2 separate regions of the Homo sapiens genome follow, and region 1 is linked to region 2. A link is a contact called in ENCODE Hi-C or POLR2A ChIA-PET data. All regions are on one chromosome and are shown on one strand. Each heading gives the region's core, a stretch centred on a gene start or an enhancer-like site at or near the end of the contact. The rest is flanking DNA. Distances are from core to core; before and after follow the strand shown.

Evidence for each region. Hi-C counts contacts between places; a loop is a spot of excess contacts on that map. ChIA-PET counts read pairs that join two places held with the same protein, here RNA polymerase II (POLR2A). Pooled maps may share reads with other maps.
Region 1: a loop to region 2 is called in a map of OCI-LY7, with 11 times the contacts of the local background. The contact joins the enhancer-like site here to the promoter of ATAD1 in region 2. A Hi-C loop is called at or near these places in 7 of 168 maps with a recorded cell type or tissue (B cell, CD4-positive, alpha-beta memory T cell, CD8-positive, alpha-beta T cell and 3 more), 21 of 37 single-sample maps with no recorded cell type and 16 of 50 pooled maps. POLR2A ChIA-PET finds 5 or more read pairs at or near these places in 13 of 52 experiments (CD4-positive, alpha-beta T cell, CD4-positive, alpha-beta memory T cell, GM12878 and 9 more).

The regions. Positions count from the first base shown.
Region 1 is chr10:88,381,411-88,388,767 of GRCh38, reverse strand. The region is part of intron 4 of RNLS (renalase, FAD dependent amine oxidase); the gene reads left to right. Among named protein-coding and RNA genes, the nearest start is that of RNLS, 200 kb to the left of the region's middle. Within about 2 kb of position 1,492, at least 19 of the 41 ENCODE cell types and tissues checked have a DNase peak (open chromatin) inside an H3K27ac peak, as active enhancers do; they include B cell, CD4-positive, alpha-beta T cell, CD8-positive, alpha-beta T cell and 2 more, where a contact is called at or near this core.
Region 2 is chr10:87,811,922-87,819,509 of GRCh38, reverse strand. It overlaps ATAD1 (ATPase family AAA domain containing 1), which reads left to right and starts at 1,284. Exons shown (of 10, transcript NM_001321967.2): 1 at 1,284-1,343; 2 at 4,898-5,072. The coding sequence starts at 4,911. It also overlaps the pseudogene CFL1P1. RefSeq lists a silencer at 1,137-1,186.

The DNA of each region.
Region 1 (7,357 bases), core at 243-2,742, 570 kb before region 2:
TCATATAAAAAGACGATGATAAACAAGGAATCAAATAAAAACATAAGTAATTTCAGTTTGAGAGGTCACAGAAAGTTAATAAAAAGGTTCTATGAGAATGAAGGGAACTCTCACACAGCTTGTGAGAGTAGGACTGTCTGTGTAGATAGCATGAGATAGGAGAAAGAGCTAGCCATGTGATAACATGGAGACAGGGACCAGCAAAATATTTAAGTCTCTTCAGCTGGAAAGACTGTGCTGTGTTCTGATAACAAAAAGGAGGCCTCCATAGCTAGAACAGTGAGTCCTAGGCAGAGTGAGGCAAATTAAACTGGGGCCAGATCCTGGGAAGGATTTTGAATTATTCTCAGGCATGTTTTAAGCAGGATGGCATAGTCCAGAGAATGGATTTCAAGGGAAGGAGGCAAGAGCTGGGGAAGACAGGGTGCCAGAAAGTATTGAAACCAAATAGCAAGTTATTGCAGTGGCTCAGAAGGAGAAAACAATGGTGATTATGGAGATGAACAGAGTAGCCTTATTCAAGGTGTGTTTTAGAAGTAGAATCTACAGGACTTGCTGATAAATTAAACATGGAAAGAAAATTAAGACAAAGATGACTTACAGGTTCTTAGCTTGAGCAACTGGGTGAATGGTTATGTTGTCGACTAAGCCTGAGGAAGGAACAGCTTTCAAGGATAGATGGAAGGAATAATTAGGTATCCAACTTCTACGTGTTAAATGAAAGGCGACTGTGATACACCCCAGGGAAATATATTCAGGACTGCCCTCTGAGCCCTCTAGACATAGGTTTCATTTGTACCACAACCATCTCCCCTTCCAAATACCCACAGAGATGTTTCCTATATCTATGTTTTCAAGGTGTGTGGTCGTGAAGAACAGGGAGCCCTTCACTCCTGTCTGCATTGCCCGCTAAACTACAGGCTGACGTGCCTTCTGATTTTCTTTTCTGCTGTCAGAGCATTTGCTTCCCTCTGTCCTACAGGACAACTCTAAATCATTATCTCCACAACACCTGCTCCATATCAAAAGTGTTAGATTTTTAGCCAGAAGACATGCACTATTTTTCTTACTAGCTGGGTGACCTGGGGCATGCCATTTAACTTCTGGGAGCCCTGCAGGTCTTTGTAAAGACAATATCAATGATTACATGTAAAAGCACTTTGTAAACTGTAAGCAGTTACGTAAATAGGCTTGTTATTCTCATTTTTGTCTCAGTCTCCACCACTGTAACAAATAATCTTCCTTTTTTTTTTTTTTTTTTTTTTGCTCTGTTCTCCTCGCTTTTCTTCTTGCGTGCTTCTTCTGTCTCTTGTCCTTTCTGCCACATAAATTTGCTTTCCTGAAAAAGGCTGGTTATTTGGAGACATCATCACCAGCCAATCAGAGCTCTCTATTCCTTCTGGCTGGAAAGCCAATCAGATGTAAGCTCCAGGTCTCTTTTCAGTGTTGCTAGGGCTTCAGGTCTACTTCTAAAAGCTGACTTGCTTGCTTTCCGCTAGTTCATTCTCTGTCTCTCTCTGCTCCCCACTTCTCCCACCCCCACTCTATTCCTCTCACTCCTCCCCTCTTCTGGGTTTGGAGCAGTTCCAAATACTTAAGGCTTCCGGAAGTTTGGGTTATGGATAAGCAAGGTTTGACTGTATATTTTTTCCCTTGAGAAATAGAGGACAGCTATTCCATGTTCAATATTGAAGCAAATGTTTTAGCAGCTTAATGTCCCTTGGCTACATAAAATTTAGTTCTGTTTATGTGTTTTGGGTGTACAGATCACTTTTTATTCAGATGGACTAGAGCATAAACTGGCATTGAGTTTTCTGGCAATGAAACGTCATAGCACTGGAACCTCACTGGGCTTTACAAAAATGCATTCAAAATATTTTAAAGTACTTCCACTTTATAACTGATGACAGAAGATGATAAATACATTGTGGTTATTTTGCTCCTGTTTTTTGAACTTTCAGTGCTGGGATTATTGGAGACAACTACCCTGAGATAGCAGTGATTTGGGAACTAATACCTAATGGCTAAGTGGGTGTCCTCAGCCCTCACATCCTGCTTATCTATGGAAACTAAGTAACATGGGAATGATAGCTAGAAATCCACCCTTTTCAGAGGACCCAAGAGTCCATCTTTAAATGCTGTATGGCTGGGTATGCTGTGAGGATTCTCTTAACACAGAACAGCTCTGCCTTCCAAAACCCTAAAGACGTTTGATAAGGAAAAATAGCTAACAAGTTATGCCTTTCTCATAACCTTTGAAACCTACTTAAAAACTGAAACAGTACAAGAATTTGCAGTTTAAAATGACCAGAGAAGTGGCAGAAAGCCAGAATTCTGTCAGAGACGGCTTAGAAAAGCTTAATGATTAACAAATGGGTCACTGCCTTCAGGCTCTGACCTTTAGAACTAACCAATTTTAGCCTTTTGGTTATGTTCCTTCAACTCGTTTTATATCAAGGAAAAAAAAATACTCTCTAATGGCACAGTACCACCCATCCAAAAAAAGGATTCTTAGCAGTCCAGTATTTGGTCAGTAGCTTTTCTGATAACATGGAGTTGGTCCTAAGCACAGTATTAACAACTGTTAAATTATATTTTTTGTTAGAGTTTAAGGAAGGCCCTAAGCACGACTGCATATCCTGCAGGTGAAATGTACGAAATTTCGGTTAACATGGTAACGGCTCTAAAAATACCTAGGCTACAGTTTAACCACAGAGTTTCCTCCTTAACGTAAAAAAGCCACCATCACGAGCTGTTAGAAAGTGCAACAAAAGCAATCTCTGTCGGACTTTGTGCAAGCAGGCTATTAAATCAGGCCTGGCAGTGACAATCTGCAGCCACTCTGCATCAAAGTAATAATTAAAGTTTTGCAAGCCCAAACAGCAATGCACAAACCACCTAAGAAATATGTTACATTGATAAGTCCTTTTTTTCTGCCTGTAACTTCTCTTCTCCCCTACCCCCAACCACCAGGTGGACTAAGCAGGGCGTGGCAGGGGCACCGTGACAAAGAGTCACCACACCATAACCACAGGGCCCCACCCGAAGGAAAACCTAGGGCAGGCTGCCACGGTTTTCCCAGCAACCTCTGCACCAGGATCCCATAGAGTATGCACAGGAGGCTAAATCACTCACCTGGGGTTTCCCATCTGGGCTCTTTGCTTGGCAGAGACAGAGAGGGTGGGGTCAACCTTTTCCTTGATGCTTTTGCAGTTAGCAAGTTGGAAACACATTTGACTCTTTTGAATTCTGTGCCTTGGCTATTCAGGAGTCTGTCATGTCTGGGCTTACTAAATTCTACCATGTCTAGGCTGCCGGGTTTAATAAATAGAAATACCTGACATCCAGTTAAATTGGAATTTTGAATAAACAGTGAAGAATTTAGTGAGTGTAAGTATATCCCATGCAATGCTTGGGATACTTACACTACATACTTATATACTTATACTACAAATAATTTCATAGTTTACCTGAAATTCAAATTTGACTGGATGTACTTTCAGAGTCTTTTTATCCACCAACACCCAATTAACAAATTGGTTTTTATTTGTTTGGGCTTTTTAACTTCATTTTGCTTTTATTTAGTTTTGCTTTGCCTTGCAAGCCTTGGGTCAGTGTAGAAAGGCTAATCCAAGGAAATGAGCTAGCATTTGCTGAGCTCATTCTTAAATCAGGCTTCATCTTAGGTACTTTTGATGCATGGTCTTTTAAAATCCTCACATCATCCTCTATAATAGCCTACTTAAAATCCACATTTTATAGAGGAGGGTACCTCAGCTCAGAAAGGTTAAGTGATTTGACCAAGGTCACACAGCTAACAAGGAGGCAAAGCTAGGTGTAAGCCTAAGTGAGTATGACCCCAACTGGCTTTCTCAACTACTTAGTACATCTGCAATAGTCACATTTAAATGTAATAGTTAATTTTTGCCTGTTTATCAGACATTAGGTTCTTTTCCTTAACAAACGTCAACTCAATAGCATAGATTTCATAAGCGAAAAGCTCAAATTGACAGCTGAATTGGGAACTGTTCTCCATCAACTCCTGGTACATAATAAACTATTTTATTAATCTCTTTACTAAAAATGAACTTCCAGGCCATTTCTGACTACTCCACACTAGAGCTATAGTTGTTCTAAGTGCTTTCTATATAGTAATTAATCTAATATTGAAATCAACCCTATGATATAGTCAGTACTATAATTTTCAATTTATAGTGTAGAGAAATTGAAGTTCACAGCCTTTCCCAAGGTCATACACTGGTAAGGGAATTAAGCATGATTTAATCTCATCTTCCTGGCTGCAAAGCCTAGGTTGTGTGGCTTTGAGGAATTACTTAGCCTCTCTGAGCCTAAGTTTTTTCATGTGTAAAATGGGAATTATAACTACAGTACTATCTATATCATTGTTAACCATCTAAATAATGGTTAATTCATTTACCAGTGTTTGACCTTGAGAAAGTCTCTGAACTTAAACAGCTTTGCACATAGTAAGCACTCAACAAACATGAACTTATACAATTATTTTGAGAATTATCTTTAGTAGACACCTTTGACAATAAAGGACATAAGAGAATAGTCTATGTCAGGGATTGGCAACATTTTTCTGTTAAGACCCAAAAAGTAAATATGTTAGACTTTTTAGGCCAAGAGTCAAAATCAAGGATATTATGTGGGCAATTACATGACAAGATAGAAAACAAATTTCTATAAATCTTTATTGACAAAAATGGAAAATTTGATAATAATAGTTAAGTATAATTTTCTATAATATAGGTCTACTGATGAGAAAAATTGAATTCTTTTATTGTGGGAGAGTGATAACATTTCACTTAATTGGGGTTCAAAGTTAGTGCTTCCTATCATCAGAATCAATTGCCCATGCCCATCTGTTAATGCTGATTCATAATGAGGTTTTACATATTTTGTCTTTGAAAATATCTTTTCACACAAATAGATACTGTCAAATACTAATATCTGTTGATGAACATATGATTTTAATTTAGCACAATCATTACTTAAAAAGCACTTAAAGAATTCTATTAGATTCTTCTCTTGGTATTTGCCTTTTAGCATGTCATTATATTAATTACTTCCAATTGAAGGGTAGGTGGAAGCTCCTCAATTGCACAGTTAAATGGATTTTGAAATAAGGAAATTTCATTTGCACTTGCATCAAAGTCCAAAAAAATCCACTGCTGGAATTGTAGTTTGAACTCAAAAGATATATCTGCTGCACGTTTGTGTGGAAATGGAGGTCTTGCTTCTTGTTTTAACTTTTGACAGCACAGGAAATGTAGAAAGCAGTTTGACATTACATGTGATTCAAACAACATTAGTTGTCACTGAAATGACTTTACCACAGTATAAATTTCACTTGTAAGTGCTGTTTTGCCTAACAATTTTAGGTTGAATTTTTAAAGAAACATTAACAGTCTGTAGGAAAGCTCATTTCCAAAACTATTCAGTATTCAATTATAGGTGATAGTGGTGCATCTCATTCATAAAAATTTCAATCTTGGCCCTGAGCTCAAACAAATCATAATGAAATGTTACTACTACTTAGCAATTGTTTCTGCCATGTGATAGAGAAGTAGAATATTCAGATTCTATTCTAACAAAACTTTACAGGACTAATGATGGTTAAGTCCGCAAAAGTAAATGAATATCACCATTGACACTACTGTTTCAATTACACATGATAGATTTAAAGATGTTCCACAAAGCACCGCTGATGAATAATATGAGTCACTATAGGTTTAAGATGCCTTACATTTTGAAAAGCTATATGAATTTGTACAATTAAACCCTTTTTCTGCTTTAAAATAAATATTTTACCACCGTCTATTGGAACACATCTTAGAAGATTCCCCTTCAGGTTGTGCAGAATTTGTGTTCTCTCAGTTTTTTTGGAAATGTTGTCACCTATAGTTTTACAATGCAGGCTATTCATTAGGCTAATTCTTTAATCACTGTAGACTCAGAATTGACTCCTCAAATAAATAATAACTGAGTGGTATCAGCTATATCTGTCAACTCATCAAGATGCAAGGAAAACCACTCAAAATTACTTGCCTTGTCTTTTAATCAACAATTGCCATTGCTTCCAGTATTCTCAACTATTCAAGCAACTGTTCTCACCAAAAAGCTAATAGTCTTAAACAGGTTTGTTCTATCTGGATAATTTATTCAACTGCTATAATCAAACACAATTTAATTTATTCATCCTCAGTAAATAGCTTTCCTTGCTTGGGAAACAAATGAGCTACTCAGAAAATTATTTTTGATGCAGTGTTATTTGCACTTTTTATTTTTGTGAAAAAATTCTACTGTGATGATATATTCAATTTAATTTTTTATTTCTATGACTATTGGTTACTGGTGAGTTGAGAATAATGTGATGAGTGTTTAACCTAGAAATGCCTGTATATATTGTATTTTTTTAGCATAGCCAAAGTGTCATGCACAATAGACACAATGCTTTGCCATCTAATTTGATAACAGTCATCTACACTCCACTGTACCTGTCATTTGAAGTCCACTTTTCTCTTCTTTTACTGTTTTGAGATGATAGGTATGAAATGGCAGTTTAAAAAATAAGATGTCACAGTACAACGTGGCATGTAAAACACAATCAAATGATAACTATGTCAGTATGATTTGTAGTGTACCCAGCAGCACTGCAAAGCAATAAAAGCAACATATACAGTCAATATGTCACAACTACTCTACTCTGCCATCGTAGTGGGAAAGTGATCATAGATAATAGATATATATATGAAAGAAAGAGCATGGCTGGTTCCAATAAAACTTTATTTATGGATACTGAAATTTGAACTTCATATAATTTGTATGTACCAAAAAATTGTTATTTTTGTATTTTTCAATCACTTAAAAATTTAAAGACCATTATATCAGCTGGGGGGATATAAAAAAACCAGACAGGGGTCAGATTTGGCCCATGGATGGTAGTTTACCAACCCCTGTTCTAGGTAACTAAGTATAAAGTAGATTTCAGAAAACATTGATAAATATTTTTCTAAAATTTAGAAACTTTTAAGTGATATATAATTTGTACTTTAAAACTGTCTCTGTTTGATATATCATCTTAATATTTGTTTAATCACAGAAACCTAGTGTAATCTATAATTCAAAGGGACGGTCATCTACAATTAGAGGGAAAATTCAAGGAGAATCAACTGAAAGCCTATTATCACTAATAAAAGAATTTTTTAAAAGCTGAATATAAAAAACAAAAAATACTTTTAATATGTATATATATATAAATACACATACAAATATATACATAATTCAGTAGTTTTACTATACTTCAGCAATGGCCAATTTGAAAATATTGTAT
Region 2 (7,588 bases), core at 35-2,534:
ATTATTACAAGTTTGTAACTAGTAACATTCGTTAACAATCAGGCTGCAAAATTGTTATTATTATTGAGACAGGGGCTTGCTCTGTCGCCCAGGCTGGAGTGGAGTGGCTTGATCACTGCAGCCGTGATCTCCCACGCTCAAGCGATTCTCCCACCTCAGCCTCCCAAGTAGCTGGGACTACAGACATGCGCCACCAAATCCAGCTAATTTTTAGGTGGTTTTTTTTTTTTTTTTTTTTTTTTTTTTGTAGAGACGATTTCTCATTATGTTGTCCAGGCTGGTCTCGAATTCCTGACCTCAAGTGATCCTCTCGCTTCGGCCTCCCAAAGTGTTGGGATTACAGGCGTAAGCCACCGCGCTGGCCAAGCTGCAGAATTCTTTAGCCATCAAAGATGATGCCTCAAGTAGAAAGGCACAAGCTGCCTTCCTGAGGAACACAGGGAGAACTCTCATTACATCATAGTCTCACCGACTCTGTCTGAAGGAAGTGATGCTTCTCGTATCTCAGGAGTGTCTAATGTCATCTGGCCCACCGGCAGTTTGTGTATTCAGGAGGCTCTGGCTTTCAGGTTTGCTCCCTTGGGACCTCTTGTGTCACGTCGCTCGTTCTGGAAAGGAAAAGGGGTGAAAGAAAAAGGGAAATCACCAAAATGCAAAATCTGTTACCAGATGCCCTATTCCGTCCTAACTACCGAGTCTGGTGGCGTGGGCTGCTAAATCTTTTCGCGGAAAGATTGTCAGGCGCCACCCCGAGGTGTTTGTCAGCACAGAGATGGGGGAGAAGGGTGAGCTCACCCGAGAATTGAAAGGCAGGTGGTGAGGGATGAGGGGTGAGGAGTGGAGGGTGGCCATAAGCTTCTGCGTTTTGGCTAAAGTACAGACACAAAGCCGCGGCGTGAGGGTTTGCACAGAGTGGTGGGAAGGAGAGAATGTATTTGCTGGGTACGCAGAGCATTTCTGCACTCTCAAGAAGGCTGCCCGATTTGTCAGGGTTGCGCCCCGAGCCCGCGAGAAGGGCAGGGACTTTTTGTGATAAGCGCCTTCCCAAAGGTAGTGTCTGTTAAACGCAGAGCCTTAGCGAGTGCTGCTCGCAGACACGCCGGCTTCGCAGAAAGTCTCAGTCTAGCAGGTAGCTTAAGCAGACATCAGGTGCGCGAATTTGCTCTCCCTCACTGTTTCTAAGCCTGGGAGCACGCCCCCTCCGCGCCGGCGACCGCGGGTCGCGCATGCTCCGTGGGAGGGAGTGCGCCGCGCCTCCCGCCGGAAGCGTTCTCTCCCAGGTTGCGTTTCCTTCCTGTGTGAGGCCGGCTGAGGGCACTTGCTCTTGCTGTTTCTGCCCCTGGGTGAGTAGCTGGTTCCCGTGGGGCCTCATGGGATGGTTGTCGTATCCTTCTGAGGTCCTTTAAGGACCGTCTCGGACCTGGGAACCCCCGGAGGAAAGGTCACCCCGGTCTTCTCCCACGCCCTACCTCAGTGCCGCCCCCAAGCGCCCCGCAGCCCTTAGTATCTAGAGGATTAACCTCCAAGGGCGTCCCGGGCCTCGCCTTGGCGTCCGGCCCGGCCTGGGCCCTTAGGGTCTGCTTAGCTCTTCCCCAAGACTCGTGCCATTCCCGAGGGAATCTTTGTCGGCATCCTGGTCACTGTGGGGGTTTGAGGTCGTCCCGGAAGACTTCAGAACCAGGCGAACCTAGACGAAGGCGGCTGGAATGAACCAGGTCTGATTGTCGCACAGGCGCGGCCACCACCTTGTGCAAAATCGAAGGTGGTTCTTCAGGGCCGGGCACGCTTTCACAAAAGATGGTGATGTTAATAATAACCTGCCCTCTTTGTGAAGATTGGCAGGCCTTCATTGTCATAGGCTGTATTCGTAGGGCCTTTATGCCTGCAAAACTGGGACTTTTGAGTTTGAGAAACGATTTGTGAAATACTGCAATGAATTAGGAGAGAAATACTACAGTGAATGCTATGCTATGAATGCTATACATGTCAATAAATTGCTCATAGATGAGGTAGTACGATTTCACGGTTTTCCACTCGGAAATGGAGAACTTAAAATGAAACGACCTGATACCATATTTGCCTAACAAATAACTCTAGGTTATAGTGTTTTAGGATGTTTCTTAGTTGCATACAGCACTATCATCGTATATGTACATATTTGTGTATTCATTTTGTTGAACCTAATGTTTATACAGGATTGAAATACGCTCCCTGCTGTTGTATGCGCATGCAGCTTTTATTGTATGTTCGCTGGTGATGGTATTGCTGCTGTAACAGCCTTACATTTTAGGTATATCAATACCAAATGAATGATACATGAGTGTACAATAAAGTATATATAGTTACAGTCTACAAAACAAGTTTCAGTTTCATTGAAGGATTTTGAAGTAATTTAAAAAGGTAGACTACTATTTTACAAGTGGCCTTAGTAGACCTAAGTCTTTATTACATTAAAAATTTCAGAATTGGGAAGGATATAAACGGGTTTTGTGTGTTGACCTTTTATGGGATTAAAAGTTGTTACTATCTTGATGACTGGGATGTGTTCATAACAGCCCTAATTTGTTCATGTAGTTCAATGAATATCCAGTAGATGACTTGGTTGGTAGTTTTATCACTACCAACTCTAAAACGAAAACGTTTTACTGGAATGCCACCGCTTTTCACAGATTAGGTTAATAAAACCCTTATCTTGTCTAAATTATTTTCCTCTGTGAGTATACCCCACGTAGTGATATAACACGTTTCAACTGCATTTTCAACTTTGTGGAATAAAGACTAGAAAAGTCAGTTTTTTACTTCCTATGAGAAGTGAAATATTGTGTAACCCGTTTTTTTTGGAATCCATGCTGATGGAAGATAGCACACTTTGGTTTGTTCCATGAAGAGAGATTTCAGTTAGGTGCCTTCTCCTTTTTGGCTTCTTTTGCTTTCTTTATAATTAATATAATAGCCGGACAGTGTGTTCTTTGAATGAAGTGGTGATATCTTAACAATTATTGTATATCCAATATATAGTGGGCGTCATATATAGATGTTCAGTAAATGCAAATTGAATGAATTAAATCATTTACCATCCCTAGGCCAAAGTTTCTTCCTCCAAAATGAAGGCTTTCAATTATTTAGTTGTTAAGTTTAAATTAAATCTAATTATTGTGAAGTGAATGGCTCCTAGTGGAGAAATGTGGAACCTTTTGGAAATCCTTCAGAAGTGACTGTTGCAATGATTGAATGGGAGATTTCCTTCAGTTACAATTTATCTGTTGAACATAATTTTTGAATAGCCTCTGTTTTGTGTGTGGCAATTATAAACGTCTGTTTTGTGTGTGACAGTTATAAAGGTAGATAAGATATACATCTTGTTTATAAGGATTTAAACTCTAGTCGAGTAGATATCTCAAAAGCAAGACTTTTTTAAGATAGTGTAATAGGGCGAAATGAATAATACGAAGATTCATGTGATTTGAAAGGCTTTATGGAGCAAATAAAGTTGATTTTTGAAGTTAGGATAGAATTTGACTAATCCTAGGTGAATGAGGGTAAATGGCCCATGCAGGATACTAGACAGATACGCTGAAGGGAAAATATATGTGGGATTTTCAGATGGTAGTGACTCCAGCTATTTATAGAGTCCCTTTGAAAAGAGGTGAAAGAGAAAATGCTTACAATTGACTCTGGAGCTAGATTCTAGATTAGAATAGTTTTGAATGCTTGGGAAACGTATAAAGGAAATACTTTGGGGTCTTTTGATTAGAGAGAAGGAGTATATATCCTTGAGTGGAGGTGAGGGGTATAAAAGGAAATAAAAAATTTTTGGAGCTATTCTAGAGGGAGGAAGGTGAAGAGGCTCTTTAATTTAGTAGTAGTGAGAGGAGAATTTTAGAGCTGGAAGGACCATGGATATTAATCTTTGCAGTACCTAACTTTTATCTGCTGAGCCATACAAATTCTGTTTTTTTTCATGTTTATGTAAGTACAAATATATATTCTCTTTTTCTTATATATCCCATAGCATTCAGCACACTCCTGTGCTGAGAGTATAATGGCAGTATTTGAAGCTAAGATCCTATCTCCCAAAATGTGATAGTCATATCATCCCTAACAAGCTTATTCTTCCGGGTAGTTATTGCCATTGACAGAGGAGTGTATGTCTTCTGTAAGCCTAGCTTTGATTGATGTAGCTGTTCAGGGATATATGCAAAAATAGGCACATTTATCTCATTTTTTTTCTCTTTAGCTTGGGTGAGTGCTGTATTCTTGTAGTAGTTGTCTCAGTTCAAGATTTTTCCAAGTTCTATTGCTTCCTACTTAGCCCGGTTGTTGGGAACAATAGTGTGGCTCAAAAAAGTTAATACCACTTATTACTGAGGAAATGGCATGTTTAAATTTAAGCAGGCCTTGAAAACCTTTAAAAGTATGTATGAGGAAAAAGTGAGTCAGTTCACAATTTGAATTTCACTCAAAAATTACCTGGTATATGATACAGTTAATAGAAGAAATTCTTACCGTCACATTAGTATTGTTGGGCTGCCTTTCTTCAGTTGGATTAGTGTTATAGTTGATACTTTCCTAGACTCTGAAATAGTTCTTTAAAGCTGTTTTGAGTAAATACCTTAAGATATTTACTGTATTTTTCAAATAAAATGATTAATTCTACTACCAAATAAATCTTAATTTCTAGTCTACTTCTAGTTTGCAAGAGGAGCTTTAAATGTATTTGTTTACTTAACATTTAAAAATCCATTTCTCCTTAAAATGAAACACTTTTTTTAAGGTAGGTAATATTTTAATTTGACTAGAAGTTAGTTTTTCTTTCTTAGTTTAAGCTACTTTGTTAGTCTTACAATTTTAATAAGTATAGTTATTACCTAGTGACATTTCTGTTTGTTTTTTTAAGGTTAACATTCAAGATGGTACATGCTGAAGCCTTTTCTCGTCCTTTGAGTCGGAATGAAGTTGTTGGTTTAATTTTCCGTTTGACAATATTTGGTGCAGTGACATACTTTACTATCAAATGGATGGTAGATGCAATTGATCCAACCAGAAAGCAAAAAGTAGAAGCTCAGAAACAGGTATGATTGAAATGTTTGAAGATCATTTTTCTTGTGGCTAACAAGTATTTTCCCCTCAAACTAAAAATTTGGTAGAGTTCACAAATTAATGAGAAATTCTATAAGACCCACATGAAAATGTATTGGTACTCATAGTTTTATTACTCTTACAAAGTACTAGTTTATTATGACATTATTTCAAGTCATTTTTTACTATATAAACAACTTATCAGAAGAAAAATGAATAAACAATAAAATATTGTGAACATCTTCATTAGAATATTTTTGTCAGCTTTGGAGGTAGGATCTAGATAAAAGTTTTTAGGCTAACCCAAAATATTTATCTTCAGTAATGATATGCCTTTTGCTGTGTATGACATCTGAAATGTGGATAATACTGAAACGCTCTCAGTCTTAAACTTATAAGCTACACTAAAATCTAATTAATGAATTGCTGTAAAAGTTGTTGATTATTAATATAAGCTGTAGTTTTTAACTTTTTATCTGCTGCCTCTTGTGTTCATTTCCTTTTAAAGGTGATTGGTTTCTGTTTGTCATCAAAACATAAAAACCTTAAAGGAGTCTTACAGATTTTTTGTGCTGTTAGGTGGCTTTTCCCTTCTGGCTCTTTTTTTTTAAACAATAATTAATAACTAAAATATTTATGTCTTATTGAATATCTTATGGTATAATAACATAATTTATCTTAAAATAATTAAATAGGATATTCATGGATTTTTAGATCTGTCTTGTGAGTTGTGACAGATTTATTCAATAAACATTTATTGAGTCCCTATCAACTACTTGGTACCAAAGAAAAAAGATGAATAAATCTTGTTCTTTCAAAATGCTATAGGCTATTGTGGGAAATAGGGATGTAAATAAATGACTGTTTTACAATGTTAGCCCTTAAATCAGTAAAAAGTGAAAACCACAATTTTATAAACACTGCAATAAGTATATATCTGAAAGGCACTTTGGAGAATTCTGAACTTTTTCCTTGAATTTTATTATAAAATAGTTGACTGAAGTTCTAGATGATATTATCAGCCTATTTGTAAGTCTCTGGGAAGTCTGACCAGGGTAGATTTAAAAAAAAAAAAAAAGAAAAACTAGTTTGAGTATATCCATATGTCAACCTAAGTGTTGGGTTTTTTTCTCCCACCTGAATCATGAAAGTCAGTTTAAGTATGATGTCAAAATATTATAAGTTACATCGTTTCAGCATTTTAAAAAGCAGAGGTGTGACTTTTAAAGATAATTTTGTCTTTTTTTCCCCTTGGCTTCTAAGAACTCCTGAATACACATATAGAAGACATACAGAAAGCTAAATATAGATGCTAAGTACTACAAGCCTTCATTGAAAATTATGTGTATAGTATTATTCTAAATATTAGGTATATGAAACATTAGATATTATGTCCTTCATAGTGCCCATGATAGGGAGAAAAGACTTGTTCATGATAATATAAATTATAATAGTAAGTAGCATATCCCAGTTGCTTATTGAGTAGTGTAGACAGAAACTGTGGCTCTTAGAGAAAATAGTAGTCACCAGTGATTGTGGTAGTTGAAGATGGCTTCATGAAAGAGCTTGGCCTCTAGGGTAGGCAAGGACAGTTTTAAATAGAATGCATTACTTTTTCCTTCTTTGGTCCTTTTTGTTTTGTTGGGTGGACTGAGGCTGATAAAAAATACACAGCATTTTAGAATCCATCATCAACTGAAAAGGAGGGATACTTTTTGCTTCTAGCATTATCCCATTCCACAGTAATTTACCAGTGTTTAAAACACTCAGGATGAAATGGGATTTGCTTGGCCAACGGCTATAGCTTCTTGGTTACCCCTCCTCTTCTCTTCCCTACATCTCTGACCAGCTGTTAAACATGCTGTTGACTGGCCATGTGGTGGCTCACGCCTATAATCCCAGCACTTTGGGAGGCCGAGACAGGCAGATCACTTGAGGTCAGGAGTTGGAGATCAGCCTGGCCAACATGGTGAAACCCCATCTCTAATAAAAATACAAAACATTAGCCGGACGTAGTGGTGCACACCCAGCTACTCGGGAGGTTGAGAATTGCTTGAACCCGGGAGGCAGAGGTTGCAGTGAGCCAAGATCACACCCCTGCACTCCAGCCTGGGCAACAGAGAGAGACTCCATCTCAAAAATAAATAAATAAATAAATATGCTGTTGACCAATTGAAGACTTCTGTAGGCTTAACTCATTAAATATATTTGAATGGGTGGGTGATATACAATGTTTTAAGGATAATTCACCTTATAGTAGTATGCAGAAGGAATAGGAGTCAAGAGGTACTAGAAGCAAGATCTGTTGGTGATAGACTGCAACAGTCCTGGCAAAGACTTAGAATAAGAGGGTGACAAAAGGAATGACTTGAGTGAAATAGACTAACACAAATGAATGCAGGAAGGACTTTGTGATGATGTGGGAAAAGAAAAAGGACATCTTAAAATCTTAAAAACGAACCAAAGATTTGTCTGGATACCTCAAAGACTTATAATATCTTTTATAGAG